Regions from separate parts of the Homo sapiens genome. Here all the other regions are linked to region 1. A link is a loop called in an ENCODE intact Hi-C map of the cell type or tissue named here. Cell type or tissue: CD14-positive monocyte. All regions are shown on one strand. Links, peaks and the distances in the headings refer to the core of each region. The heading gives the core; the rest is flanking DNA. Region 1 has its middle 63 kb from the start of TODL. Region 2 has its middle 30 kb from the start of CPM. Region 3 holds the start of CPM (carboxypeptidase M).

Region 1 (10,461 bases), core at 2,533-7,532:
TCCTGACCTCAAGTGATCCTCCCATTTCAACCTCCTAAGTAGCTGAAACTACAGGTGTGTGCCACCATGCCCAGCTAAAATATCTTATACTAAGTTAAAAAAAAAAATATATATATATATATATAACCATTCTGAAATTATGACAATAGAGAATTCATTTACCTATGCTATCAATTTTCTATAAATTTTTAATGATTTTTTCTTTTTTAGCATTTCTAAATTTATTTTACACTGTTGTAACATTGACTGAAAGTTGAAAAATCACTCACTGTTCCATCACTTCAACCAATAATTTGTTTTCACTTTTCTATAGTACGTTCCAGGCTCTCTCTGTTTATTTACGCGTGTAATTTTTATGTAGCTGTGTCTCAGAGCTGACGCATGTTTTGGGCCCCTGCTTCTTTAAATAGTGTCACATTACACCTGGGAGTGGTACTCAGGGCATGTGCTCCGGGTATTATACTTGGGAGTTGTCCCTGCTGTTGCCTCATAATCTTTGTAAATGACCATTTATAATAATTATGCAATATTCTACCAAGCTGATATATATATATGTGTGATTTTCTTTTTTAAAAAACTAATTTACAAAGTTGTCCCAGGACAGCCCAATCCTTCGTTGCTTACTTTATGTAATTTACAGGCTCCAGAAAGAAACAAAACCCGCATCTGCCACAAAAATTCACCCAACTGCCATTGGATCTTTGGGCAAAGCCTTCCTTGCCTTCTCTTTGGGATAAAGATGGCTTTGGGAAAGTGAATACTTTTAATCCCTAACATCTATATTGCTAATTGGTTTTATCGGCTGACTCCTCTCTCCGCATAGGAAGATTAGGGAAGAGGGGAATGCTGGGTGGGGGTGGGATGGGAAGAAATGAAGCAGAAAGAGATGGACAGGTGACATAAGCACCAAAGATAAATGCCTGCTTCAAAATGTTTCCTAGGGTTACTTCTGAGCACTGTTCCCTTGAAGACTTTAGGGGCATCTGTTATCATTGTCTGCATTTTCAGATGGAAAATAGAAGTCACTGAGGCTAAGTGACCAATCAAAGGTCAAATGACAGTGAGTGGTGGAGCCAGCGTGAGGATTCCTGTCTGTTGGCTTTTTGTATTGGAGTGTTTTCTCTCATCAGCGCCTCTGCAGCCACTCATCAGCACCACTTTGACTCTCACAGTTGGGTGAGCTCCATAAAGCAGGCCAGGAAAACCTCCCAAGGGTCAGGTCACCGGCAGTTTATGGGACAATGCTCTGCTGCTGCTCCCAGTCACTACCCTTCACACTAAAACAGAAAACCAGGCTACTCCAGAGTTACAGGGTATCTATCCCCTTCCTTTTGGGGATAAACTCAACCTCCTCCTATGCCCATCCCCAAGCCCAGCCAGTAGAAAATAATGGAATAGTGTGTGACCTTTATGGGCCCCTCTGAGGTAGGAAAATGTATGTGGCAAGGTAGTCAGTCTAGTGTGAAGCACAGGGGCTGTGGAATCAGCTCAGTGGGTTTGATGCCGGGTTCCAGCCCCACGGCTGCTGCTAGCCCATTTAGTGCCTTTGTTCATGTTAGAGGAAGGTGTCCCCTCTAGTGGGTGCAGCCCTGCCAGCATGTGGCTGGGCAAGTGAAACACAGGCTGGATTTTGGCCTCTATTTATTCCTTTGGCTGCCAGTGCCTTTGGGGCAGTGAGTGACTTACGCAACTCTATGTAAGTGCCCTATCCAGACTTTACTATTGGTCAACCTGAGCAGGTTGCTTGACCTTTCTGAGCCTTGGTTTCCCCATCTGTAAAACAGACAAAATAACAGTACCTACTTCGAGGGTTGGCAGGAGGTTAAATGAGATCGTGAGTGTAAAATGCAAGGACGGTGCCCTGTGAATAGTAAGCCAGTGTTCTATAAAATGGCAGCTGTTATTACTAGCTGTTACAGTTATGGCTTGGCTTTATAAAACAAGTAAAGCCTATACTTTTTAATACTCTGTTGAGGAGCTTGATTTGCCTAGACACGCATTTTGTAAATGGTGGGCAATTATGAAAAAGAGAAGCAAGATTCATAATAGATTATTTGTTACATTTTAATACAAATGTCATTATGATTCTTTTTGGTTGCACCATCTGAAGTAGGCATATCTGATATGGAATTTCTAATTACATGTTTTGTGCAAGAGAGAATCATTTATAAGTTCACACCCTGACACACCCATGCCCCTGGAGAAAACTTCAAATTTTGTGCGATGTCTTGGGCATTGGGACAGACAACTTCATTCAAGTTATTATTTGGTAAATTCTTGTTCTGTTTCCTGAGTAGTAGGATGAGGGATACAAATGAATAATTCAGAAGCAAACACTGAGGAATGTCTGATTTGCATAGGCTCGTAAATGAGCCTCCTAAACTGGGTTTTAAAAGAAAAAAAAAAGTGCTCTCGGATAGTTCTCAGGCCAAGTGAGGTCCCAGCGTGTTTGGTCGGCAGCTCTGCTGTCCACCCCACCAGGACCCGATATACTGTATTCTATTATTTAATTATCCTGGTTGGAAGGGGACATATATAATTTAGCCCTGGGAGCTTTAAAAAAATTCTTGACAATTAATAAATAGAATAGTCTTTTGTGTGATTTTAAAGTCACCGGAGGGCAGACATAAATTGTCAACTTACCTAAAAGAGAAACACTTGCCTTTTCTAGAGAGGCTCACATTGTCTTCCAGGGAGTGCATCATCCATAATTTAGCATAACTGCCTTGAAAATAAGTCTATAATCCTTAAATAACTCCGTGGGTCTCTTGCCTGGAGTCTTCCTTTCAACTTCTTTCATAGAAGAATTTATAATCAAATAATAACACTGATTTTAAAACAAGCAACCATACACACATCACTCAAGAACTTACTTAAGGTTTTGGGGGAGCCATTTCATTCACCAATCAAAATGAAGCAGCAACAACAGCAAAAGTCATCATGGTAAAACTTTAACTGAGGAGAGCACCTAAGGACTCGGTGACTCAGTGTTAAATGGATGGGAAGTCAGGTCATTTCCAATTATTGTGGCCTTTTACTTCCTGTTTCTCAGGATCAAATGAGAAAGGAGTGAGTCAGGAGGTGGGCATGATAACCCTGTATATCTCTGTGGCAGGGTGCCCTATTGTGCCTCAATGCCATTCAGACAGGAGCTGTTTATAGATGGTGACTCCTTCAGGTAACTGCTTGCAGAAGTGAATGCTTGGGAGAGTTCGGTTTTTGAGCAGAAGAAGAGAAGAATTTTGTGTCTGGCCTGGGAGAGAGATGGTGGAGGGCGGATAAAGAAAATAGAAGGGGAAGGCATAAAGTCCCATCTATTTTGCTCCCCCTCCCCACCCCCCAACACTCATACAGGTTCACACTGGCTGGAGGGGTTTCTCCAGAGCCCAAACCAAAGCACCTAGTTTGCAAGCTTGCAGCTTTGGGAATCTAGACGACATGCGCAGCATTGGGTGGTGATAGGGCCAGTCTTCCCACCTCTACCTTGCTTCCAAAGGCAAGGCGGCTTTTGTATTTAGACTCAGGGCAGCCACAAGCATTCCTTCTTAAGTAGCCCATCATTATAATTCAGCACGAATGTCAGTGTGACTTGTTGCCACTCACAGGCTGCGTCTGGTGAGGTCTGGGCTATTTTGGTTTTAGAAATAATTTATAAATCATTTAGAAATATTTATAAATGACTTTAATGTACATTACACTATCTCATTTAATCCTCCCAATGACCTTAAGGAGAGTACTACTGAAGAGACAGGGACTCAATGGCCTTTTTTTTTTTTTTGAGCTGGGGTCTTGCTCCGTCACTCAGACTGGAGTGCAGTGGCGCGATCTCAGCTCACTGCAACCTCCACCTCCCGGGTTCAAGCAATTCGCCTGCCTCAGTCTCCCAAGTAGCTGGGACTACAGTCGTGTACCACCACGCCCAGCTAATTTTTGTATATTTTTAGTAGAGATGTTGGCTAGGCTGGTCTTGAACTCCTGACCTCAAGTGATCCACTCGCCTCGGCCTCCCATCGTGCTGAGATTATAGGCATGAGCCATCGCGCCTGGCCTGGTTATAAGTCTCAGGGTGACAGAGGTGGTGTGGGCTGAGCTGGGGCAGGGACTCAGGTCCTCCAGGAGACCTGCACGTAACAGGTGACCAGTGCACCCTAAAGCCACCTGATGAGCACCGCCTCGTGCCACAAGAACACTTTCTAGCCAGTGTTTTACATATTTCTTGGATCTCTGGGAATTGCCAGTAGACAGAGTATGATGCTGCGTATTGGTGATTATGAATGCTGTTGGCCATGGGTGTTAGATGTCATCATGTGCCAGGCCCCTGAAGAACACAATCTGTTCACATAGTTCCTCTAAAACTTCGTTTTCAAAACAGGTCTCATCTTTCCTTACTTCTGCCAGCGTTCTCATTCTTGATTTTACATTTGGAGAACAGAGAATCTAGACAAAATTAAGAAGAAATTGAACATTGAAAAAAAATCAATAAAATAAAATCCTGAACCCAAGAATGATCAAATTTTACTTTAAAATTTAACTCAAAAGGGATAGTTGTTCTGGCCTTCAGACATGCTTTGTAAGAAAAAAAAAGGATGGTTGTTTATGCCGTGATGGGCTAATTGAATAGGTAAACATGTGAGGAATCCTTATTTTATTTCTTACGCTAAAATGAGAATCCCTGTAAATTGGAATGTAGTCTTATCTTATCGAAAGGTTTCACTGTTCAGCTCTGCTTACCCATCAGAATCACATGGGAAATGGCAAATCACAGAGGCCCAAGCTCAACCCTATTCCTACCGAATAGAATCTCTGGAGGTGAAGCTCTGTTTTAAAATTTTCCCAACTGGTTCTGATGCGTACCAGAGTTAAGAATCAACCAGCACACTGAACTCGCAATTTTAGCAAAAACCCAAGGAACCCAGGGGCCTATGCAGAAAGCAGGAAATGCCCTCTAGTGGCCAAAAGACGCCATCATCCATTCTCCATGCTCTTGGGCCCTGGGACCCATGGCAGAGTTAGAGAGGTGGCAACAAAAGTTCCAGTTGTAAACTACAGTATAATCCACTGATTCCACCAATATGCCCCTAAAAGTTAAACTGTAAGACCCATGAGGGCAGGACTCACTTGTTCTTGTCTTGCCCATGAGGGTGCCTGGCATAATGTCTGACCCATTGTGATGGAAATCCTAGAATTAAGGCTCAATTTTATGTGTTGCCTATTAAGCCTCAATTTTACATGTTGCCTTGACATATATGGTAAAATCAGGAGGGTATCAAATGGCCTAACTGCAAGTTTCTTCTCGCCTGTTCTGCTCCCATGAACAAGGTCCCCTAGCCAAATAGCCCTCCTTATCAAATGAACCAGACAGAGTTCCTGTTTATCCCGTACTAGTGGGTTCTCTGCCTGCTTAGGGAATTATTCAAACAAGTCAATCACTTCCTCCCACAGGAACTAGGCCACCTCACCCCCTTGATACTACAAATCCTGCCTCCATGGCACTTGGCTCTTCACTCTGGCCCTGAGTGCAACCCTGTGTGGCTCTGCATGGCATGGGGTATCTTCCTCCCCCGGGCTGTGACTTCATGTGACTAACAAACTACTATCAATCTCAACTGTCTAGTAGTGAGCTGTTGTGTGTTCAGCTATCCCCATGATCCTGGAGTGAAAATTGCTCTCACCAAAGAGGAGGCAATCAAAACATCCATAGCAAGTGTTTTGTAAATATTTGTTAAATGAATGAATGGGACCAAAGGGCTGTTGACAAGTTTAAATACCTTTATTTTATTGATTTATTGTCAATTTTCATAAACTTTCAAAGTGATCTTAGGCACAAATGAACAATTCAATGAATATATTCATAGAACGTTAAGGCTGGAAGATATCTTAGAAATCTTCAGGATTAACCTTCTTGTTTTATTTCTAAGACAACTATTGCTCAGACAAGATCATGAATTCCTCAAGGACAGTGTCTATATTTTATTTATTTTTGTATTCCCTTGGCTCATCACAGAACTGGTGTACAGTACATATTTGATAAATGAATAAACAAGGATTAAGTGAATTTCCCAGGAGTACATGGTAGGCAATGACACCAACAAGGATTTAATTCCAGAATTAAACAGATATTTGTCAAATGTCTTCTGTGAGCCAGGTGCAGTGACTCACACCTGTAATGCCAACACTTTGGGAGGCTGAGGCAGCAGGACTGTTAAGCTCAGAAGTTCGAGACCAGCCTGGGCAATATAGTGAGATCCTGTCTCTACAAAAAAAAAAAATTTTTTTTTAATTAGTTGGGCATGGTGATGCATTCCTCTAGTCCCAGCCCCCAGCCACTGGGGAGGCTGAAGCAAGAGGATTGCTTGAGCCTGGGAGTATGAGGTTGTGGTGAGCTAGGATCACACCAGTGCACTCCAGCCTGGGTGACAGAGTGAGATCCTGTCTGAAAAAAAAAAAAAAAAAATCTTCTGTGAGATACAGTATCTTGCTAGGTACTCTCTGAGAATGTAACTAGGACTCCAGGCAAGGGCTACAAAAATGAGAAAGACACAGTCCTTACCCTCAAAGAACAGACACTCTGCAGCTGTGCTGTCCAATACTGTAGCTTCTAGTGACATGAGGCTATTTAAAACAAAATTAATTAGAATTAAAAATCCAGTTCCTCAGTTAAATTAGTCACATTTCAAGTATTCAATGGCTAAATGGTGGCTGGTGGCTACCATATTGAACAACAGAGCTATAGAATATTTTGATTGCTGTGGAAAGTTGTATGGGATAGCATTGCTATAGAGAGAAAAATGTCATGAACCTGAAGCCATAATAGAAGGCAGAAGATGATAACAGAGGTACAAATTAATTGCCATGGGGTCAGAGAGGATTGTTTCAGAAAGTCCCCACATTATTCCAAGTTTTCTGAAGACAGGGACTCCTAGCACTTAGCATAATGCCTGACTTGTAGAAGATGCTCAACTCATTTATTGAATGAAAATAAACAACTTATAGCAGTAGTGCTTTTTTCGTAACATTTCAAAAACAGGGGAGTATAGAGAATATATGGCCATCATCAATGTATCCACAGACCAACTTTATAAAATTTTAACATTTTGCTATATTTGTTTCAAATATAGAAAAGTATGTACATATTCCCTTAAAACAAATATAAGATCTGAAACAAATATATACTACAATTTATCTATTCTACTTTAAATGGAAATGTATCCTATTTCCAGTTTTTACAATTACCAATAAAGCCATAAGGAACATTCTCATAAGTGTTTTTTATAGAAACATTCAGAGTTTATTCCCAGAAGTAGCATTGCTAGGTCTGAGGTTATATGAATCTTCAACTATTCTAAACATTGACAAGTTGATTTCCAAGGGGATTAACCAATATATAGTCCCATCAGCATTGTATGAATGTTCTCATTGTTCTGCATTCTTGTCAACACTCAGTATTGTCAGGCTTTTATTCTTTGCCAATCTGATAAAGTGAAAAGATTCACTGAAGTATTTCCTAGGATGTTAAAGACATAAGAACAAGGCAAAAAACCAAAAACAACAACAACAACAAAACTACCCTGTTATAATCCTGGCATTGGGGTATGAGAGAAATAACAGAGTTATTTGCTTTTCATGTTGTAATGAGAAAATTGGCACTAGGTCCAAAGTGGTGACTGACCTTCAAGATAAGCAAAACTGCAAGAAGAGTATAAGTTTTATCATGCTCTGCCTGTTTGCCACTACTAGGCATAGGCCAGGACACTTTTAAATAGAATTGGGAAATCAGAATATTTTCAGCATGTTTGCAGTGTGTTATACATTCTTCCTAATGTAAACATAATTTATTTCCTCATGTGTCTCATTAAATGCACCCCAGGAGAAAATATTCACAAACTATGCATCCAACAAAGGACTAATATCCAGAATCTGCAAGGAACTCAAACAAATCAGCAAGAAAAAACACAAATAATCCCATTAAAAGTGGGCAAAAGAACATGAATAGAAAATTCTCAAAAGAAGATGCACAGTCAATAAACATATGAATAAATGCTCAACATCAGTAATGATCAGGCAGATGCAAATTAAAACCACAATGAGATACCATGTTACTCCTGCAAGAATGGCCATAATTTAAAAAGTGAAAAAACCATAGATGTTGACATGGATGTGGTGAAAAGGGAACACTTTTACCCTGCTGGTGGGAATGTAAATTAGTACAACCACTATGGAAACCGGTGTGGAGATTCCTTAAAGAACTGAAAGTAGAACTACCATTCGATCCAGCAATCCCACTACTGCATATCTACCCAGAGGAACATAAGTTATTATATGAAAAAGACACATGCACCTGCATGTTTATAGCAACACAATTCGCAATTGCAAATATATGGAACCAGCGTAAGTGCCAATTAACCAACAAGTGGATAAAGAAAATGTGGTATAAATATACCATGGAATACTACTCAGCCATAAAAAGGGCAACTTGGATGGAGCTGGAGGCCATTATTCTAAGTGGAGTAACTCAGGAATGGAAAACCAAATACCGTATGTTCCCACCTATAAGTGGGAGCTAAGCTATGAGGATGCAAAGGCATAAGAATGATATAATGAACTTCGGGGATTCGAGGAGGAAAGCTGAGAGGGGGATGAGGAATAAAAGATGATATATAGGGTATAGTATACAGTTCAGGTGATGGGTGCACCAAAATCTCAGAAATCAACATTAAATAACTTATCCATGTAACCAAAACAACCCGTACCTGAAAAACTATTGAAATAAAAACAAAAATAAAAATAACTTAAAAATTTAAAAATGCACCCCAGTCTCCCTAGCTTTCCACTTCTTTGTCTTAAGCCAATTTCTGGTGGAAAAAATTATTGGAAAGTGAGGAGCTGTATGAATTAGATATGTATTGGTGGGAAACCTTAGCCATCTGAAGGACTGTCAGCTTAACAAGAGGCAAGGTAGCATGTGTAGACCATATCTTGTAATATTTGCTTACGGCTAATTCTTGTAAATACTTTAAATGCTTGAAGCCCAGAAAAATAATCCTATAATTTAGGAACATATTACTATTTCATCTTGCAGAGATTTTCCAGTATGATTCTAGCTAATACCTGAGGAGCTAAAATGAACCTGTTTAGAAGGACTTTAGAGCCTGGGGCAGTGGGAAACACCCATGGCTCCACTTCCCCAAGTGGTTCTTTGATGGAAACAAAGTATTTCTTAGCAACCTTTCATTATAGCTGGCTTACTCATGGGAAATTTGAGATAATGCCAATTTTACCTCTGTGAAATCCTTCTTGGAGAAATAACCTGAAATTTTATTAAAGGGATACAAGATCTGAGAATGTTTTCCTTGCTTCTTCATGTGAACTATAGAGTTGTGGCTGAGAAAGCAGATCAGCTGGACTCTGGGCAGCCAACTGAGATCTACAGAAATAATTTAGCTCGAAGTTCAGATGAACCAATTGTGTTCCATTTGCTAATCTGAATCCAGTCCTTGGTTTTCTTTTTCAGAAAGCAAGGTTTATGTCACCTATGGTGTTCTTTCCTGAAACCTATTTGTGGATGACAGCGTTTAGGAAAACTGTCTTCTTAGAATAATCAGCCTTGCTCATTCAAGAGAGCTGCTTGTCAATTTCCTCCATGACTTTTAGTTTGCAATGAAACGGCTGCTTCCACAGTAGAGCAGATGACTGTGAAAAGCTAATAGACATTTTTCTAAGGCGACAAAAAGAAAAAATTTATTTATGGTTCCTATGGAGAAACATGCAATCTAGGTGTTACATCTATAAATGAAAAGCTAAAAATGTGGTATTAAAGGGTTTTGACTGCGGTTAAACAAGTTAGGTCCAAATCTTTTTCCCCCTGCCATTGAGTGGTTTATCTTTTTTGTGTCTTTATTTCCTCATCTGTATAATGGGGGAAAGTTGTTCTAAGGACTGTATGAGATTCATTAATTCAACAAACATTTATTAAATGCCTTCTACTGGCTAGCATTTATCCCAGGTGCTGAGGATACAGTGGAAAATAAATTAATGTCCCCATTCTCGCAGACTTCTATTCTCGTAGGGGAAATGGGTCACAGTAACAAATAAATGAACAATATCATTGTAATTGCCTTGGAAGGGCACTGCTTTAGAAGGGGTAGTCTGGGAAGACCTTTTTGAGAAGGTGACACCTAAGCTGAGGTATAAATGATGAGAAGGAACCAGCTCTGTGAAGAAGGTGGGGTAGGGAGAGAGGGGTTCGGGCAGGGGGAAGAGGAGGATAATGGCCTGAAGCTGGATCTGACTTGGCATGCTCAGGAAACAGGAAGAAGGCTGGTATGGCTAGAGTGGTATAAGATGAAGTAGAGAAAGACATCCAGACCATCATGAGGAGTATGAGTTTCTTTTTACATGCAAGGGGAAGCCATTAAAGTGTTTATGTTCTTGTTGTTTATTTTTAGCATACATACTTGAGGT
Region 2 (10,461 bases), core at 2,700-7,699, 110 kb before region 1:
GCCCCAGTGTGTGATGTTCCCCGCCCTGTGTCCAAGTGTTCTCATTGTTCAGTTCCCACCTATGAGTGAGAACATGTGGTGTTTGGTTTTCTGTCCTTGTGATAGTTTGCTGAGAATGATAGTTTCCAGCTTCATCCATGTCCCTGCAAAGGACAAAAACTCATCCTTTTTTATGGCTGCAAAGTATTCCATGGTATACATGTGCCACATTTTCTTAATCCAGTCTATTATTGATGGACATTTGGGTTGGTTCCAAGTCTTTGCTATTGTGAATAGTGCCGCAATAAACATATGTGTGCATGTGTCTTTATAGTAGCATGATTTATAATCCTTTGGATATATACCCAGTAATGGGATGGCTGGGTCAAATGGTACTTCTAGTTCTAGATCCTTGAGGAATTGCCACACTGTCTTTCACAATGGTTGAACTAATTTACACTCCCACCAACAGTATAAAAGCATTCCTATTTCTTCACATCCTCTCCAGCTTCTGTTGTTTCCTGACTTAAAAAGGGGATTTTTAAATGCCTTTTTTAATTTTCCCCTCAAACCCCTTCCACTCAGTCCCCTCCACCCCCAGCTTTTCTGTCGCAGGAAATGAAACCACCTTACACTGTTACTCAAACCAAAACCCCAGGAGTCTTTGACTCTCCACCCACCCCAACCAATGCAATACATCAGGAAGTTCTGTTAACTCCATCACCAAGATACCTCCTAATGCTGTTTGTGACACCTCCACTGCTGCCATCTTGGTCCGAGATACCATCGTTTCTCTCCTAATCCCCTCCCTGCTTCCTCTCTGGCACCTGTAGTCTAGTTATAGCTCAAATGCCAGAGGGGTGTTTTAAAACATAATCAGAACATGTTCTTTTCACTCCAGGGGCTTCTAGTCACACTCAGAATCAAACCCAAAGCCTCTTCCTTCCTGGCCTCTGAGACGCTATATGAACTATCCCCGCCTGCCTCTCATCCCTTGGTAACACTATGTTATAGCCACACGTGCCCTGAACACACAGATCTGCCTCTCACCCAAGGGCCTTTGCACAAGCTCTGCCCTGTGCCAGACACATTCTTCTCCTAAGTCGTCCCATGTCTGGTTCCTTCTTATTCGGGTTTCAACTTCAATGCCATCCTCTTTGAGAGACCTTTGACCACTTAGATGTAGCCCCCAGTTCCTGCACCCCAGCTGTCATTTCCTTGCACATCTCTGTCTTATCTTCGTCATACCATTTACTATTATTACATATTTTCTCCTTATTTATACATTCCTGCCACCTCAGAATGTGAATGCCATGAGAATAGGGTCCTGGTCATCCCGTTCAGTGTTGCATCCCAGCACCCACAGCAGTCCCTGGCACAGAGTAAGTCTTCAGGATATGTTTGATGATTAAATGAATGAATGAATATCTTTTAGAAAGAGCCAGTCCTCTCCATAGACTGCAACCTAAATGATGAGACTCAGAAGTGTTTCAAAATCCCCATTGCCTAATAAGACATTTCAACTTTTAGATTAATTCCAGTGGCCACTGCCTTAAAATATCATTGTTATTGTAAAAAAAAAAATTACCTAAAGGAGAACAGAGGTCTTGTACTACGCTGTTAATTCTTCAAAACTTAAGACTGAGTTAGTTTTCAAATCATTTTTATCTTAGAAATCAAAGGCAGTTGGACCAAGGACAAATACATTATAATGAAAGTGTGAAAGAGAGAATATGAAAAGTTGGCTGCATGGGGGCATTGCCCAGTCAAGACAGATGTGGGTGAAACATCATGGGCAAGGAGGGGGTTTTCCCACGAGAGGCCAAAATTGGAGAGAGGGTGAAGAGAGGGTTTGCTGGGTGCTTCTCACATGCTAGCATCGTGTTAGTTGCCTTAGGAATAAGGAAGAAGTGAAGCACAAACTCTGGCCCTCAGAACCTTCTGGGAAACCTGATGCTATGGTAATTTCTGGTGAGGATGATCATGTTTAATAAACAAGGCACAAACATTTCAGCTCTGCTATATCCCCAGGCGTCTCTCCCAAAATCAGTTTACTTCTCTACTTTACAAGAAAAATCGGTTAGCTTCAGGGTTTATAAAACTCACTAAAACATACAAATGTAAAACCAAATGTTACCCTGCTGATTTGAAAGGGATTCTGGCATGACTTCTCAGATAAAGATACAAATACATTCTTTGTTCATTTCCATGAACGGCCTTTTTATGGCTTTTGAGACCTAGTCTAAGTCAGTAAAAGTCAGAATTTGTGTTGCTGATAGGTGTTGGCCTTGTAAAACTGGAAAAAAGGAATCACATTTTCTATAACATATGAATGCACAAGTGATTCATTCTTTGGCTCAGGATGGAAACATTTATTTTTGGCACTCTTGATTCTTCTTTCTTCATTAGCTTCACAGATTTTTCTCAATACGATGTCGACGTTGGATGGGCTTCATTCACAAGGAAACACCAAGATAAATGGGGTGACTAACATCCAACTATTTAAAACTTGTAAATATTTATGAGAAAATTATATCCGTCTTTGTGGGGATTTCTCTCTGAAACGTGGATGTAACTATTGAGGGCTCTAGCTTCCCTTTTAAATGGTGGATTCTAGTGTTAGTATTGCAGTGCTCTACAGCAAAATCAGTATGACCATTGTGTATAAAATAGCTACGCTGAATCTTGAATAAAAGGGATAATGCTTCTTTACTTGTACGACCCTTCCCACTGCTGAGCCTAGAACATCATATTTTGAGATCAGTGACCTAAGTCCTGGACCAGCAAGATAATTCGCAGGGCCCAGTGCAAAAAGGAAATATGGGGCCTTTTGTTAAAATATATATATATTAAAAATGTCAAGATGATAACAGAGAACATCAAACAAGCATGGAGCTCCTCTAAATGTGGCAACCTATGTGACTGTACAGGTCTCAAGCCCAGAAAGCTGACCCTGCACAAGCCCTCATTTGAGACCTTTGCTATGACTTGTTCAGGTGAATTAACGATTCTGCACCTACTTTGTCCTATCTGCAGAACAGGTGAAAAGAGTAACATATTTTCTATTAATCATGATGATTACCTATAACAACTGAGAGTTGATTTTTTAGTATACCAGTCAGGCAGGTAAAAGGCGATGCAACTTAGCATTGGGGACTGTCATCCCCAGTAAAAACTAGGAAATTTGTAAATGTCCACTTACTGGTTGTTACCCAAATAGAATAGACAGGGACAGTGGTCTGAGGATTGAGGTACAAATATCAGAAGGATGAGAAGAGTCATGAGAAAAATAATGAAAATACCTATAGTCTTAAAAAAATTTTTTTTTGAGACAGAGTCTTGCTCTGTCACCCAGGCTGGAGTGCAGTGGTGTGATCTCAGCTCACTGCAACCTCCAGTGAGCTCAAGCGATCCTCCTGCCTTAGCCTCCCAAGTAGCTGGGACTGCAGGCACATGCCCCCATGCCTGGCTAATTTTGTGTTTTTTGTAAAGATGGAGTTTTGCCATGTTGCCCAGGCTGGTCTTGAACTCCTGGGCTCGAGTGGTCCACCTGCCTTGGGTCTCCCAGAGTGCTGGGATTACAGATGCAAGACACAGTGCCCAGCCTAAATTTTTTATTACATATATTTTATTTTAGAGAAGAGGTTTCACCATGTTGCCCAGGTTGACCTTGAACTCCTGGGCTCAAGCAATCTTCCCACCTCAACCTCTGAGTAATCAGGACTACAGGTGTGCAACACTGTGCCTGGCTTATGTATTTTTTATTTTAAAAACAACTGTATAAGTTGAATGAGCCAGGCATGGTGGCTCGCACTTGTAATCCCAGCACTTTGGGAGGCAGAGGCAGGTGGATCACTTGAGGTCAGGAGTTCGAGACCAGCCTGGCCAACAGGGTGAACCCCCATCTCTACTAAATAAACAAACAGACAAACAACAACAAAAAACTCAACAACTGTGTAGGTTGAAAAGCCATCATAAGTCTATTTAAATAAGCAATTAAAAAAATATTTGATTATTTTTAATGTTTAAAGTGTTTCGTGGTCTTTTTAAAATAGGTTTTAAAAAACTGTGGTAATAATGGCCGGGCGTGGTGGCTCATGTCTGTAATCCCAGCACTTTGGGAGGCCAAGGCGGGCGGATCACGAGGTCAGCAGGTCGAGACCATCCTGGCTAACGCGGTGAAACCCTGTCTCCACTGAAAATACAAAAAATTAGCCGGGCACGGTGGTGGGCGCCTGTAGTCTCAGCTACTCAGGAGGCTGAGGCAGGAGAATGGCGTGAACCTGGGAGGCGGAGCTTGCAGTGAGCCAAGATAGCGCCACTGCACTCCAGCCTGGGCGACAGAGCGAGACTCCATCTCAAAAAAAAAAAAAAAAAAACCAAGTGTGATAATACACACATAACACAGAATTTACCATCATAACCATTTTTAAACCTACAGTTCAGTAGTTTTAAGTACATTCACACTGTTGTGTCACTGTTGGGACATGGAAAACAACACCCTAAAATGAAGGCCTCAGAAGCAGCCTGAGAAGCAAAAGGTTTTCTCTGACCTTCTCCTGCTCGCCTCCTGTCTCTCAGTCCCACTCTTCCCCGAGGGCAGCCATAGAAACTAGAATCCCTCTTCCCCACGTGGGTCCTAGAAACCAGAACCCCTTTTCCCGAAAGCCAGCTATAAAACCTAAAAATATTATCAAACTTTTCATCCGCCTTTCTTGTAAACCAAAAATAAAATTCTAAGTACTCCAACCATCTGAACAGACTCCTCCTCTTGGCAAGGGCATCCCAAAGTTAACCTGAAAAACAAGCTCAGGCCATGATGGGAAGGGGGAGCCAGACATGCCTCATTGTACCCTCTTCCTTTTAGAATTGTTGATAGAACAGACTCCTTAAGTCTGATAAGAAACATTTACAATCTGTTCTCTCTGAAGGCTTAACCTGCACGATAAAACCTTCGTCTCCACAATCCTTTATCATAACCCAGACATTCCTTTCTATTGATAATAACTCTTTCAACCAATTGCAAATCAGAAAATCTTTAAATCTCCCTGTGACCTGGAAGTCCCCACTTTGAGTGGTCCCACCTTTCTGGACCAAACCAATGTACATCTTACATGTATTGATTGATGTCTCATGTTTCCCTAAAATGTATAAAACAAAGTCGTGGCCTGACCACCTTAGGCACATAGGCAGGGCCTCTTGAGGCTGTGTCATGGGTGTGTCCTTAACCTTGGCAAAGTAAACTTTCTACATTGATCGGGACCTGTCTCATATACTTTTGGTTTACATTCTGTATAAAAACTGGTCATAAGGAAATGATCGGACCTACCTTGTTTGATTGTAGGTCATAAGACCCCCATTCCAGAAAGGGTCCTGTCCCATACGCAGAAGGAAGAAATGCTGCTCAGAGAGGCCAAGAAGAATCTAGACAGACAGGCCTTGCTGGGTTTCCTCACTCCATCTGTTAAAGTTACATCATACCCTTTTGTCCAGTCATATTTCTAAACAGCTCTACATACTTTTTGAACCTAAGCATAAAAATGTGCACTTTCCTCTGTCTTCATTCTGAAGGTTCCCATGTACACATTAAATGCATTTGTATGTTATTTCTCCTACTAGTCTGCCTTTTGTGAGTTGATTTTTCAGTGAAACTTCATAGGGAGAAGGGGAACTTTTCCCTTGGCCCCTAGATAACTAATCTCCAGAACATTCTCGCCTTGCAAAACTGAACTTCTATGGCTATTACACAACTTCTCATTTCCCCATCCCCCTAGTGCCTGACAACCACCATTCTACTTTCTGTCCCTATAAATTTGACTATTTTAGACACTCCCACCAGTGGAATTTTATAGTATTCATCTTATTGTAACTGGCTTATTTCACTTAGCATAATGTCCACAAGGTTCATGCATAGTATAGCATATGTCAGAATTTCCATCCTTTGAAATGCTAAGTAATAATAGTTCATGGTATGCATATACCACTGTGGGGGAAGAAAAAAATGTTTTCCTTTACCTTCTTAGGTTCAGTATCTGGGGCCCTGCAAATTAGACTGACAAAAGACAGATTAGCAGGAGGAAAGGTTTATCATGTATATATACAGGGGCCTTCCTAGAAAAGTGAAGGGGCAGAGAAGCAGTTAGACCTAAGAGGTGACACAGCATTTTGACAAACAGTGATACATTTGATACATTGCAGAGATTGACAAGACAAAGGAAAAGGGGGATTCCTAATGGTGGTAACTTGTGGGAAGGAAATATATAGGGAAATAAATAGAAGAAAAGGGTGGTTTAGTAAGGTTTGTTATATACATTCCTCTCCAGGTCTTTGGGCTGAAAAGAATCTAGAGTCATCTCCAGTGATGAAGAGTCCCGATGATTAATGAAACCACCTTTGCGAAGATTATGACAGCAAGAGGAGTCTAACATGACCAACTCCATCTTGCTTCTAGCCTCACAGACTGGCTGTCTTCACGCATTCCTGGGCATAGGAAGCTAACCATGGAAGGGATTTAGTTTCTAGTTTAATGTGGAAGCAAGGATGACAATCCCTCCCTAAAACTGATCCCCTCCTTGTTCAGGAGCTGAAACCACCTTTGTAAAACTGATGAAAGACCGCAAGATTAGAACTATGGGAGTGGCCTAAATTCTGCTAAAATATAGTTTCTATAATCCCTTACTACTCAGGAGTCATGTGGCCAGAGGTCACAAGATTTGTGACTTCCCCTATTGCTCCTATAGATAACATTATGATTGTAGAACTTAAGATTGATCTTTTGAGATGTTTTTCAGACTTTTGCATTTTGGCCACTGACCGACGCTACTGACTCATGACTCAGCCGGTCCCATGGCCCCCACCCAGAGGCAGACTCAGTGCATGAGGACCATCTTCCACAACCCTATGATTGTATCCTCAGTCAGTCAGCAACACGTATTCCCTAGTCCCCTACCCACCAAGGTATCCTTAAGAAACCCTAACCTCCAAGCCTTCAGGAAGACTGATTTGAGTAATAACTCCATCTTCCATGTGGCCAGCCTAGTGTTAATTAAACTCTTTCTTTACTGCAATACCACAATCTCAGTAAATTGGATTTGTCTGTGCAGAGGGTAGACCAAATCCATCAGGTGATTGCATTAAGAGTTGTTCTCTTCCTTGGCAAGGGAGAGGACACCTTTATAAACGCATAACCTAAAAATAAAATCCTAAGCCCACACTGACTGAACAGATCCTTCTTGGCCATGGAGACACAAAAAACCTTAAGAACTGAATTTCCAACCATGACAGCAAGTGAGGTTGAACACACTTTTTTATACTCCCTCCCTTCTGGAGTTTAGGCACAACTGACCAGTATTAATGTTAAAATAGAGATCATAAGACTGACAAAACAGACTCTTTGTGACAGTAAGATACCAAATTGTAAACAGGACCTATGACCATGCCAGACAAGGGTTAAGTCACATCCCTACAGGTCACTCTGACCCAGTGTATTGGGTAATGAACCTCCTTAACTTAAACATTCCTTTCTACCGACTTCAAATCTTTAGACAAAGCTTAATTTTTTCAACCAATTTCCAACTAAAGAATCCCCAAAACCCACCTATGACTTGTAAGTGCTCTTCTCCCCACCTCAGGATGTCCTGCCTTTTTGGGCTGAACCGATATTGTCTTCCATAAAGTGATTTATGTCTTTAGCTGTAATTCCTATCTCCTTGAAATGTATACAACCAAACTATAACCCGACTGCTTTGGACACACTTTCTCTGATTTTTTTTTTTTTTTTTTTGACATAGTCTCCCTCTGTTGCCCAGGCTGGAGTGCTGTGGAATGATCTCGGCTCACTGCAGCCTCTACCTCCGGGGTTCAAGTGATTCTCATGCCTCAGCCTCCCGAGTAGCTGGGACTACAGGTGCCCACCACCATGCCCAACTAATTTTTGCATTTTTAGTATAGACAGTGTTTCACCATGTTTGCCAGGCTGGTCTTGAACTCCTCACCTCAAGTGATCCACCTGCTTTGGCCTCCCAAAGTGCTGAGATTACAGGTGTGAGCCACTGTGCCTGGCCATGAGCGCACTTTCTCAAGACCACTTAAGGTTGTTTTTCTCCAGGTCATGGCCCTTCATGTTGGCTCTGAAAAATCTCTTTAAACTGTTTTGCAGACTTTGGTTTTTCCATTAAAAATGGAAAGTCATGTCCTGCTTTTAGCCAGATAGGGGGAGGGCAGAGAGTTTTTGTTTGTTTGTTTGTTTGTTTTTTGTTTTCTGTCTGCTGTTTCTTGATTGTCTTCAGCTCAAAATAATTCTTATGCCAAAGTGGCATATTTTGGGGTGTCATATTCTGGTTCCCTTCACCACATTTTGTTTATCCATTCATCCATTGATGGACACTTGGGTTGTTAGGCTTTTTAAAAATACTCCCAAAATGTCTTATCAAGACATTAATTTGAAACAAGTGCAGTGCTCTCTCTAAAAGGAATTCTACTGAATAAAATTTCTCCATTGTTACCAACAGCAGACTGTGTTTTGGCTGCCAGGTTAAAAAAGCAAGTTAAACCAGCATTAAGTAAATAATCGACCATTATTTCAGAAGGGTGTCTTCATCTATCTGAGAGTTCCAGAATCCCCATCTGCAAATGCTGGCTAAATAGTGATCTTCACTTGTCATTGCAACTCATTTGCAACTTGGTAGCTTGGAACCAGGAGAATTAGTGGAAGGTCCAGCAAAGAAGGAATTGATCTTGAAGGACAGTTTTCTTGCTGATATGACTTCATGGATCAATGAAGTTCATCAAATGAAATCTTTGTATACATATGCTAGAGTTAATGGAGTCCATAAACTTTTCATAAACATACTGAATATGCTGTGTTATGGAACTCCAGTGTTCCTGTGAGTTCCTTTGCTTCCTTTTCCCTTTACCTCATTTTCTTTAATCAGAAATACATGTGACTTCAGTCATATGTGAGGCTTCTGCTTGCCTTGTGTAAAGGAAATAAGTAAGGCCTATCCTACATAAGACAGCTCCTGTCCTAAATATTAATAAGAAGAGAAGGTGTAGTTCATCTGGAGTAGAAGGATGAAGAAGAAAGAGAGGGGATGTCTGAAGCCAGAGATCCATGTGGAGCATATTATAGACTTAGGTAAGTGAACAGCCATATCTTAATATTTGAGTTGATGAATGGGGCCTAACCATTATCAGCCAGACTGTTGAAGGGGACTAGCAGAAGTTGGAAGCATAGATAGAAAGAGAAGACAGGACAAATAATCAGCTTTTTGCTTCTATGTCTTGAACTGAGCTAACTTGGACATAAATTTGCTCCTGAGTCTGAAAGGCCATGTAGAAAAGTTAATAATAAGTCTGCTGAAGCTAATGACTAATATTCTGACTTCTGCTGCTTCCCTGGGTGAGTACGGGGTGGTGCAGTAAGGTGCAGCGTCATGTAGACTGTCACTGTGATAGGAAACAGAGCAACATTAATATCTACTGGTATTTAAGAGCTTCTCCGAAAGACTTAGAACTTTTTTCAGTTGAAGCTATGAATACTTTCACCTCATAACAGGTGTCCTTAGCTGAAGTCCTGGACCTTAAGTAGTGAAAGACTTGAGTAGACTTTTAGTTCAGATGGGACCTCTTCAAAAGAGATCTTAGGACCAGGGCTGAGCAAAGGTTGAGGCTGTGCAGAAACATCCCCAGGCAAATTGTCAAGTAAATGGGTTTCTTTTTTATTTTTATTTTTTTGAGACAAGGTTTCTGTCACCCAGGCTGGAGTGCAGTGGCATGATCATGGCTCAATGTAGCTTTGACCTCCGTGGGCTCAGGTGATCCTTCCGCCTCAGCCTTCCTGAATAGCTGGGTCTACAGGCACTCACCACCATGCCCGGCTAATTTTTGTATTTTTTGTAAAGATGGAGTTTTGCCTTATTGCCCAGGCTGGTCTTGAACTTCTGGGCTCAAGCAATCTGCCCATCTTAGTTTCCCAAAATGCTGGGATTACAGGTGTGAGCTCTGTGCCCAGCCCTAGGTTTCTTTTCTAATTCCTCTGACCTCCTCAGAGAAGGTTTGGAAACCTGGGTTATGGGGGTGGGGAGAATGAGCTACCCTCCTCAAATTCACAAATATTTCCTTAAACACAGATAATACAAATTTTTCATAATGCCATCAGAAATATAATTAGTATACTTGTCAAAGTGCTACAAGAATGTTGTACAAGTGTAATATGTCAAACATTTAAACCCAAACTCTTCTCCCCACATTGGGAACCCAGATTCAGACTTTAGGTCAATGCTTAGCTTAACATTTAATGTCTTATCATGGGCCTCTTATTTAGTATGCCCTAAAAAGCACATCAAAAAGAGAACAAATGTTTATGAAGGCAGGTGGAGCTCTTTTCTTTTAATGGATCATAAAGCAATGAGCTTCCCTGGGTTTCATTGGCGTTAGCTAATGTGACAGGGTGTAGATTAATAATTTAAAATAGAAATATAC
Region 3 (10,461 bases), core at 2,099-7,098, 140 kb before region 1:
AATCTTCTAATACTTAGCTATGTTATCTTCAGCAAGTTAATTAACCTCTCTGTGCCTCATTTTACCTGTTTTGTAAATGAGGATAAGGCCTACTTTGAGTTGCTGAGATCGAAATAATGTCTTAAACTATTTACTACATGGAAAGTACTTGATAACAGAGACTACTAAATTTGGCTGGCTTTAAAAAATCTCTAATAGTATTATCACTAGTAAGGAAGGTGTTATTATCCCGCCTACTGTATTCAGATACAATGATGATCAGACTTAGCAGGAGGCAAGACAAGATACTTTTTTTTTTTTTTTGAGACAGGGTCTTGCTCTGTAGGCCAGGCTGGAGTACGGTGGCACGATCATGGCCCACTGCAGCCTTGAACTCCCAGGCTCAAGTGATTCTCCTGCCTCAGTTTCCCAAGTAGCTGGGACCACAGGCATGCACCATTATGCCTGGTTAATTAAATTTTTTTTTTTTTTTTTAAGAAATGGAGTCTCCCATGTTGCCTAGGCTGGTCTCCTGAAGTGCTGGGATTATAGACGTGAGCCACCACACCCAGTCAATGCAAGATTCTTAAAATAGATGGTAGGAAATCTCATTTAAAATGGCCCTTTGGGGTTTTGTATGTAGCAGAGCAGTTCTTTCATTGCTATCTATTGATAGTCAACCCTCAACACAAGGGTTCATTTTTTAAAAAAATAATAAAATGTTCCTAAACTAATTTTGGGGTGTGTGTGGAGAGACTACCCTGAGAAATTCACAGTAAATACATTTGTATTTGAAAATGAGCTACCTAATGGCAGGGAATGAATGACACACACGTTTGTTTGCTTCCCATGCCTTTTGCTCAGCAAATATTTGATCCATTAAATAAATAGATATAGATTATTGATTATGTGCCAGGCATCCTTCTAGACAAAGGGGTTGGGGCAAAAAATGGGAGGTGCTTCCTTAATTGAACGGAGGATTGAACGAACGAACTGATGAACACTGTACCTTTTCTGATTTTTCTGAACTAAGTCATCAGTACTTTTTTGCTTCTCTTGTTTCACCTAAGATTTTCTTTACTATGTCACTAGGCAGTGGGATTTCCTTCAAAAGGCTCAACTGAAATATGGTCTACTATGGCTGAAGCTGGGTATAGATGTGTTTAACTTTTGTGTGGATTTTAAAAGTTTCAAAATAAAAACGTTTTTAAAAATCACCAATAATAATAGAAGGTAATTATCATGACATGTATCAATGGTTTTATAGTATCCCTGTTTATAACAGAGTTAACCAAAAACTATACAGATGCTCAAAGAGGTGAATGACTAAGAAAATTCACATAATCAAGAGGATAGAATACTAAACAGCAACGAATTCACATCTACCGACTTTGTCAATTCATGGAAATATCTAAGGAAATAACATGAAATGAAAAAACAAGCAGAATATAATCCACAATTACAACAAAGAAAATATGTGATATGCATATATTTACATAGGCATAGCACATATATTTAAGTTTTTACAAAAACTAAACATGTATTTAGTTACTTAGGAATATTACTTTCCCTTCTGGGTAAGACTGCCCACGTTAATACATGTAATATAAATAAATAAATAAATAACACGTGTATAATAAATTCTGTTTATTTTCTTTTATTTTGAGATAGAGTTTCACTCTTGTCACCCAGGCTGGAGTGCAGTGGCATGATCTTGGCCCACTGCAACCTCTGCCTCCTGGGTTCACGCTATTCTCCGGTCTCAGCCTCTCTAGTAGCGGGAACCACAGGTGCACACCACCATGTCTGGTTAATTTTTTGTATTTTTAGTAGAGACAACGTTTCACCATGTTGGCCAGGCTGGTCTCAAATTCCTGACCTCAGGTGATCCTCCCGCCTCGGCCTCCCAAGGTGCTGGGATTACAGGCATGAGTCACTGGGCCTGGTCATAAATTCTGTTTTCTAAGCAAACTTATCTTACATCAGAGGGCAGAATGGTTAGGGAAAATATCTAGTGAAAAAGACCACCAACAAAGGAGCACCATCTCTCAATTGTCACACTAATGTGCAGTGACACTTTGGCAACTGACTCCCAGTTACTGGCATACAGTTTCATCTACCAGTTGGAGCCAAATGGCAGATTTGGGATTTTTCTTAATCCGAGTTATTATTCAGAACAACATATTCAACACAAATATTTAACCACTAGTGTCAGATTTTATTTTTACATGATAACTCCTCAAGCCTTTAACCGCAAGAGTGCATACAAGGTAAAATTAAAAACAAAATTAAGCCTGCTGACTTTCACTGTGATTGTGGTTTGATATCATGCAGGATAGATCACAACTGCTGATTCATATTAGGAAAGAGAGCCCCCAACTGTCACAAGCACATTGTGTTTGAAAATACAAAACCTTACCAAATCACTTAGTACTTAAAATTAACAACATCCTCATCATCTTGTGGTTGAAATGATGACTGAACAATAACTCAAGCTAGTTGTGTTCTATATATTTTTAATTAATATAATTAGTATTCCTAGATCTTTTTAAATTGCTCTACTCTAGCCCTAGGGAAAAATGATTTCAGAAGGCTGAATACGTATGCTGATTCAAGATATGATTTCTCACACACCCAACCTCTATAATTTTGGATTATAGAGCAATATAGAGTAATTCTGGCACCATCTCTTTGGCAATGCTGTTTAAAAACAAAGTTACTATTACACACAGCCCAGGATATTGACTTCGCATTGCACATAAATACATTTATATAATACTTTTTCTTTAATATAGAAGCCATAGCCTTGATTTTTTTGAAAAATGATGAAGAATATGGTAATTATGAGACTCTCAATTGACTCAAAAGTTCAGAGCTAAAATCAAGGTAGAGTTTGAACACACCTTACAAAAAGTTGAGATCCAAATTGCATAAAATTTATGAAACTTTTGATTTAAGGACTAAGTTTTCTGGTAACCTCTTTGGGAACATCAGGATAATAAAAGATGATTAAGTAATAATGGTATCTCGGCCGGGCACGGTGGCTCATACCTGTAATCCTAGCACTTTGGGAGGCCGAAGCAGGAGGATCACAAGGTCAGGAGTTTGAGACCAGCCTGGCCAATATGGTGAAACCCCATCTCTACTAAAAATACAAAAAAATTAGCCAGCTGTGGTGGCGCATTCCTGTAATCCCAGCTACTCGGGAGACTGAGGCAGGAGAATTGCTTGAACTCAGGAAGCCGGAGGTTGCAGTGAGCCGAGATCACGCCACTGCACTCCAGCCTGGGCAACAGAGCGAGACTCTGACCAAAAAAAAAAAAAAAAAAAAAAGAAAGAAAGAAAGAAAGAAAGAAAGATGAAATAACGATATCTGATCAAATTATTTGCCTTGGCCGGATGGGTGCCAGTCCTGGCTATAAAATTCACCATCTGGGAGACCTTGAACAAATTATTTAATTTATCTGATTCAAACTTGCTGTCTATAAAAATGAAAATAACTTTATGTAGTTTCTAACTTAGAACAATAAATTATTAATGATAAATATGAAAATGCTGGGAAGAGTTTCAATCACTACTAATATATATTCATTATCTAGCATTGTCTTCTTCAAATGGATACATTTTAAAAACAGCCTTTAATCATAGAACCACTTTTTTGCATAACTTTAAGCCATAGGGCTAATTATACACGACACAAATCTAACCAACAGAACTGTACTACTTAGATTAAAAGAAACTTGCAGAAATGATAGTTTTGCATAACTTTAAATAAAAGGCTAACTACAGATGACACAGAAATCTTACCAACAAAACTGCATTATTTCAGTTTAAAAGAGACATGAAGAAATGACATTAACAGTCCAAGTCATATATAAAGAAGCCCACACAAAGGGGAACTGAAACGGATAAACGGACTTACTTGGGAGTTTATCTTGAAAAGGAACTAAAACATACATCCCAAATAACCAATGTCTGCAAGATCCAAAAAGACAGAAGAACTCCAATAATGGAAAGGACTCAGTGACACTGAATTACAATGGACAAGTCCAGTAAAATTCAGTTCTTCCTACTATTCCTCCCAACAAAAGCAGAAAACAACCAACACGCACGGTACCGGTTGACTTGTTCTGTGCCACTCAGAGTAGGTGCGTGGAAGAGCAGACAGGAAGCTGGGGCATATTTAATGAATACTGAAAGGGAGGACTGAGGGTTTGGCAAAGTGTTCACGAGACGGACCCTACCTTTCACAGATTTCCCAATACTGTGTAAGTGAGTGACAGAACTGTAGTTTTGGGCAACAGTCTTCAAAAACGCTTCCATCCCTTCCTGGCGGTGGTAGTTGAAATCCAGCGCAGCTACCAAAGGCAGCAACAGCCCTAGCCAGAGGCACGGGAAGTCCATGTTCTAGAGATGAATAAAAATAAGAAGAACCTGAGAACACATGAGGGCAGGCGGGGGCATCACCAGCTACGTCTCGGTACTCCGGTCTCAGGGTCTCCCGACACTGACGCTCCCTGCCTCCTAAGGAGGCAAAAGCTGGAAGCAACACCTTCGGGAGTGAGCCGTGCAACCAGAGACCGGGAGCACGGGCAGCCTCGGTGCCCTCGACCCAGCCGCCCGCGCCTCCCTCTCCTCCTCCTCCTGGCGCCTCCGCCGTCCGGCAGCTGCCACAGCTGCGCCCGGCCCCGCGCACCCCCAGCCTCACCAGGTCCCAGGCGCGCACCTCTACCCACCCGCGGCCGCCCGGCGGGGCCGGGTGTTATAGCCCGGTCAGAGGGCGGGCGCGCCCGGGCCCCGCCCCCGGACGTCCCTCCGGCCCACTCCGGAGCCGCGCGGGTGCCTCCCGGGCGGGGCCTCAGCCGCCTTCGCACCTAGGAGAGACGGCGCCCGCGCGGTGCGCCCTTTCGTGGCGCGGCTGCTGGTGCCCGCGGCCGGGCGGCTGAGCTGGGCGGAGGGCTGCGGGCATGGAGTCGCCGCTCGCGGACAGTCTTTGCTGGAGCCCCAGGTCAGAAGTGTGTCCTCGCCTCGGCCACGGCTGTAGCCTGGGCAGCCACAGGGCGCTCCACCGAGGGACACTCTCTGTCGCAGACTGCAGCCGCTTGGGAGACGTTTAGGGCTCGGCGGGTTTCCTGCGGTTGGCGGTGCCGGGGCCCACCTGGAGCCGGGACGCATGCGGAGTCCTGAGTGCCCTGAGCCCCGCGCGGGCTCCTGCGGGACGGGCGGCGTCGGCCCCGGCAGGGCGAGCCAAGCTCCCAGCAGTGCCAAGCTGCCCAGCGAGGCTAAGCAATCACGGGGCTTCGAGAAAGAACGCGCGCGTGTGTGGAAGTTTTAAATGCCACGAAGTGCAGAGTGCAGGACATTTTCCAACAAGTTTACATAGTGGGTGGGATTTGTGTAAATTAGAATTGAATTTAAAACTGGAAGTCACATCGAAGAAGGCAGGACCACTGTTGTAAATCCGATGCTTCCTCCACCTGCACCTGAGTCTTAGGCCAATTACAGGTCTCTCGTCCTAAAACGTCCTAAAATGCTCCTTTCTGGAAGGATGGCATGGTCTCTGCACGAGAGAGAACGAAGGCTTCACTCAAACCTGAGAGGTGGTTTGTGGCACGGGCCAACCCCCTCTACCTCTCTAAAAGATTCATTCTCATTCATTCTCTCTCTCTCCCCTCCCCCTCTCCCCTTCCCTCTCTCCCCCTTTCTCCCACTCTCTCCCGGATTGTAAGTAACCGTGTCAGGGTATTGGGGGCCCGTGTCAAGGTCCGCAGAATATAAAAAGTTTGAAAACCACTGATTTGAGATAACATTCCACTTTTACAGACTAAAAATACGGATGCAAGCCCACGACTAATTGAATAGAATTTTTCTCGTGGAGGCCCAAGAAAGTGTATTTTTAGAGAGGACCTTGAATGAATCTAATGTGCCTTCAAGAGCTGAGAACCGTTAGATTCCCTGCCCCTTCTTTCTTACAGATATAGATACTTTTCCTAGAATTGCGCACTCAGGACTCCCTGAGACTTCCAGTGATTCTGCCGCAGCATAGAAGAGTGGTTTAAGAACTGAGGCGCTCTGCCCTTGCGATAGTTTGCTGAGAATGATGGTTTCCAGCTTCATCCATGTCCGTACAAAGGACATGAACTCATCCTTTTTTATGGCTGCATAGTATTCCGTGGTGTATATGTGCCACAGTTGTGCACATGTGCCCTAGAACTTAAAGTATATATAAAGAAAAAAAAAGAACTGAGGCGCTCACGGGATGAGTGCCAATTCTTGCTCTGACACTCAGTGGCTGTGTCGACTCTGTGCCTTATTTTCTGGTGTGTAAAGTGGAAGTCTTAATTGTACCTACCTAAATAAGGTTGGCAGGCACATTGTAAGAACTGTGCGAAGCGTTTATTACATAAATAAACCAGCTTAATTCGTAACTCTTTAAAGGGAATTTTCCAAGAGTTGGAATTTTTTTTTTAATTTTTTATTTCTTTCTTTATTTTTTGAGATGGAGTCTCAATTCTGTTGCCCAGTCTGGAGTGCAATGGCATGATCTCGGCTCACTGCAACCTCCTCTCAGGTTCAAGCAATTCTCCTGCCTCAGCCTACCGAGTAGCTCGGATTACAGGCACCTGCCACCAGGCCCGGCTAATTTTTGTATTTTTAGTAGAGACGGGGTTTCACCATGTTGGCCAGGCTGGTCTGGAACTCCCGACCTCGGGCGATCTGCCTGCCTCGGCCTCCCAGATCGCTGGGATTACAGGCGTGAGCCACCGTGCCTGGCCATCTTTTTTTTTTTCTTAAAGAGAAGTTGTTTTATTGTTTGTTTGTTTGTTTGTTTGTTTGTTTGTTTTGAGATACAGTCTCACTCTGTTGCCCAGGCTTGAGTGCAGTGGTGCAATCTCAGCTCACTGCAGCCTCTGCCTTCCAGGTTCAAGCGATTCTTGTGTTTCAGCCTCTAACGTACCTGGGATTACAGGCACGCATCGCCACACCTACGTAACTTTTGTATTTTTACACCACACATGCCTAACTTCTGCATTTTTAATAGAGACCAGGTTTCACCATGTTGGCCAGGCTAGTCTTGAACTCCTGGCCTCAAGTGATCCTTCTGCCTCAGCCTCCCAAAGTGCTGGGATTACATGAGTGAGCCACCTTGCCTGGCCTAAGAGTTGGAAGTCTTAGTATGACATTGTAGAGTCTTTGAGTAGGTTTTTTTTTTTTTAATTGTGCAGTAGTCACTATGCTAAATGTTATTTCCACTGGAAGGGTTGAAGACGTTTCCCTTTCATTGTTGTTCATTGACTAAGAGGTCTGAGGAGGGGGACTGGAGCTTGAGAAGATTAAATTTAGGCAAAGTTACTCTAGGAATGGGAAAGGGAACTGGGTGGGAACAAAGTGAAGGCTTGCTGATGTACCTTAGAAATCCTATCTTTTTAAGAGAAGTACGTGGACACTATCTGATTTCCTGCAGGGTGCTGTGGCTGGAGACTGGAAGAAATGGTGGCTTCATCAATACTGGAATGGAGATTGCCAGGATTGTTGTTCTGGAAAAACAGAGATGAGCTATAGTTGAAATTGCTGCCATTGGGGTTCACACTAGGTAGGAAGGGAGGCAACTTCAGGAAGGAGTCAGAGAATGGAGGTAGGGGGTACAGAGGACTGAGTGCTGAAGGTTTAGGAGCTAGTAACTCAGAGTGCAGGCCAGGGACAGCACTGGCATCACCTGGGAGCTTGTTGGAAATGTAGAATCTGTCACTCCACTCCAAACCTACTGAATCAGAACACACATTTTAATAAGATTTCCAGATGATGTATATGTACATTCAAGTTTAAGGTGCACTGGTCAAGAGAGAAAAAAAAATTTAGTGTTAAGAGTATGAAAGATAACAGCAAAATAAAAGGTTAGCCTAATAGAGTAAAATACTGAAGTTTAGAGATTTTAGAGGTGATCTTCTTTCTTTCTTCTTTTTTTTTGAGATAGAGTCTTGCTCTGTTGCCCAGGCTGGAGTGCAGTGGCACAATTTTAGCTCACTGCAACCTCCACCTCCCGGGTTCAAGCAATTCTCCTTCCTCAGCCTCCTGAGTAGCTGGGATTACAGGTGCCCACCACCACGCCTGGCTAATTTTTGTATTTTTAGTAGAGACGGGGTTTCACCACGTTGGCCAGGATGGTCTCGAACTCCTGGCCTCAAATTATCTGCCTGCCTCAGCCTCCCAGAGTGCTGGGATTACAGGTGTGAGCCACCAGGCCTGGACCTAGAGGTGATCTTTCTAAGTATGGCACCATTAAAGGTAAAACCATAATAAAAAGGCTAATAATTTGAAAACATACAAATGTATGACTTCTGTACAGAAAACCTTATAAAGGTTATAAGAAGAAAGGTTTAAATCAGGTTATGAGAAAAATTACAAGCTGGAAGAAGGAATTAATGCTCTTACAAAATAAAGAATGAGCAAAGGAGATGAATAAGCAGTTCATAAAAGCAGTAACACAAATAGCTAATAAATATAGTAAAGGTTACCAACCTGGTAAGCAATCAAAGAATTACAAGTTAAAAGGGTAAAGTAATACTTTGTTTTGCTTATCACAAAGCAAGATTAAAAAGATTGACAATACCTGGAAGTAGACAGGATCTCAGGAAATGACATTTATGCTGTTTCAATGGTGTTCTAAATTAATACAATCTTTCTGGAGGGAAATCTGGGAATAGACATCAAAATTTTGTATGTGCCATTCCTTGCTAGAAATTTATGCTATAGAAGTAATTTGAAGATGTGTTGAGTTTGTATATGTTAGGAGCTTCATAAGTGCTGCTGCTTTAAATTGTGACAAAGTAGATAAAACCTAAATGTCAAACAACAGCAGATTGGTTAGATCAGTGGTTCTCAACTTGAGGCAGTAGTGCCCACAGCAGACATTTGGCAATATCTTGAGACATTTTTGATTGTCATAACTAGGGATGGGAGCTACTGGCATCTAGTGCTGATACAGAGGGCAGGGAGGCATTAAATATCCTTCAGTGCACAACACAGCCTCCCACAACAAAGAATTATTCAGCCCAAAATGTCAATAGTGCTGAAGTTAAGACACCCTGGGTTAAAGAATATTATAGCTGTACAATTAATTGTTTTTCAGCCATAATAATGTCAATGTAGATCTGCATTTATTCACTTGGAAAGACAAATTGTTCAGGCAAGAAGCAGATAATAAAAGTAAAATAAATAGTAAGATCTCATTTAGATAAAGCAAACAAAAAAAAACTATTCCCAGCAATGTGTTTCTAAGGTTACCAACATGCTGAGTGCAAATCCACGAGTTGCAATGTTTTAATTTTCTTTTTTACATCTTTCTGTATTTTCTGAAAAGTTTTTCCACCAAACATGCATTGCTTTTTTAAATTGGAAAAACAATGAAGGCATTTTAATTTAAAAGCAAAGCAGAGGAAAAAGCACAAAAGTGTTAGAGAGGACCAATGACTAATTCTGAATGAAAACAGGATCAAAATATCTTAGAGTGAATTACAAAAGTGAAGAGGAGGTAAAGATCACTGGAAATGGGAAATTAAGGAATGAAAAAGCCAGAGTGTTGGATTGGTTCTGTTTAAGGACTCTGAATTTCCCTAAGATAGTAGCAGGAATTGGGACAGAGGGAATAACTATAGTCGGGGCTAAGTACCTCAATAGATGTCAACAAGAATGAGAACAGTATAACTAGACTTTGTGACTTTCAAACTTTTTTCTTTGAAAGTGTCACAAGAAAATCTGAACAAGATAAAAGAAAAATTTTAAACTTACAAATTTTACTTACCTGGAAACAACCATTCTTAAAACACATTTAGGGATGGGGCAAGGTAGTCCCAGCTACTGAGGAGGCTGGGGCAGGAGGATTGCTTGACCCCAGGGGTTTGAGGTTGCAGTGAGCCATGATCGCATGGCACTCCATTCTGGGTGACAGAATGAGACTCTGTCTTAAAAAAAAAAAATCCCCAAACCCCAAAACAATCAAACAAACACACACACATTTAGGTATTAACCAGCGCCCTAATGTGGCACATTTGTTTCTGGTATTTCTTTATTATACACAGCACATCTAGAAACATTCTCAGAGCTAAACCTTTGAGCATGTCCTTACCTCCTTAGGATCATTTCTTAGACATGTAATTGCTAGGTTAAAAAGCATGTACACTTTTAAGACTTAAAATATTTGGCCAAGTTATACTCCTATAAAATGTCAAATGTATAATTTAAAAAATGTTAAAAAGTATTCTCATACAAATATAGAGTAAGCACAGTTCAAGTTTTAATTTTAACTTATTAATGAGGAAACCAGCAGGATAACAAAGCCAGTTCAAAGAAAGACATGAGAAAATATGTGTGTATACACACACACACACACGTATATCTATATGTGTACATATATATCTATATGTGTATATACATATATTATGTATATCTATTTATATATGTACATACATATATATGTATATG

The links. Hi-C counts contacts between places; a loop is a spot of excess contacts. Peaks named below come from ENCODE experiments on the same cell type or tissue, not always from the same donor. Only the 100,000 strongest peaks of a DNase experiment are listed, where the experiment ranks them.
Region 2: a loop joins it to region 1, with 4 times the contacts of the local background. A loop is called at or near these places in 5 of 110 quality-filtered maps.
Region 3: a loop joins it to region 1, with 2.2 times the contacts of the local background. A loop is called at or near these places in 11 of 110 quality-filtered maps.

What each region holds. Positions count from the first base shown.
Region 1 is chr12:69,065,571-69,076,031 of GRCh38, forward strand. No RefSeq gene overlaps it. Among named protein-coding and RNA genes, the nearest start is that of TODL, 63 kb to the left of the region's middle. RefSeq lists an enhancer at 2,293-3,492. In CD14-positive monocyte, for the core only: CTCF peaks have their summits at 4,963 (motif pointing left) and 5,162; DNase peaks (open chromatin) are centred at 3,031 and 4,941.
Region 2 is chr12:68,957,861-68,968,321 of GRCh38, forward strand. It overlaps a transcript of CPM not described here. Among named protein-coding and RNA genes, the nearest start is that of CPM, 30 kb to the left of the region's middle. In CD14-positive monocyte, for the core only: no CTCF peak of the experiment used is centred there; DNase peaks (open chromatin) are centred at 5,451, 5,731, 6,171 and 6,751; H3K4me3 peaks cover 1,803 bases; H3K27ac peaks cover 3,163 bases.
Region 3 is chr12:68,928,455-68,938,915 of GRCh38, forward strand. CPM (carboxypeptidase M) reads right to left here and starts at 4,717. Exons shown (of 9, transcript NM_198320.5): 1 at 4,688-4,717; 2 at 4,224-4,386. The coding sequence starts at 4,383. RefSeq lists silencers at 4,597-4,956, 4,987-5,096. In CD14-positive monocyte, for the core only: no CTCF peak of the experiment used is centred there; DNase peaks (open chromatin) are centred at 3,877 and 4,797; H3K4me3 peaks cover 2,373 bases; H3K27ac peaks cover 1,607 bases; H3K27me3 peaks cover 1,180 bases.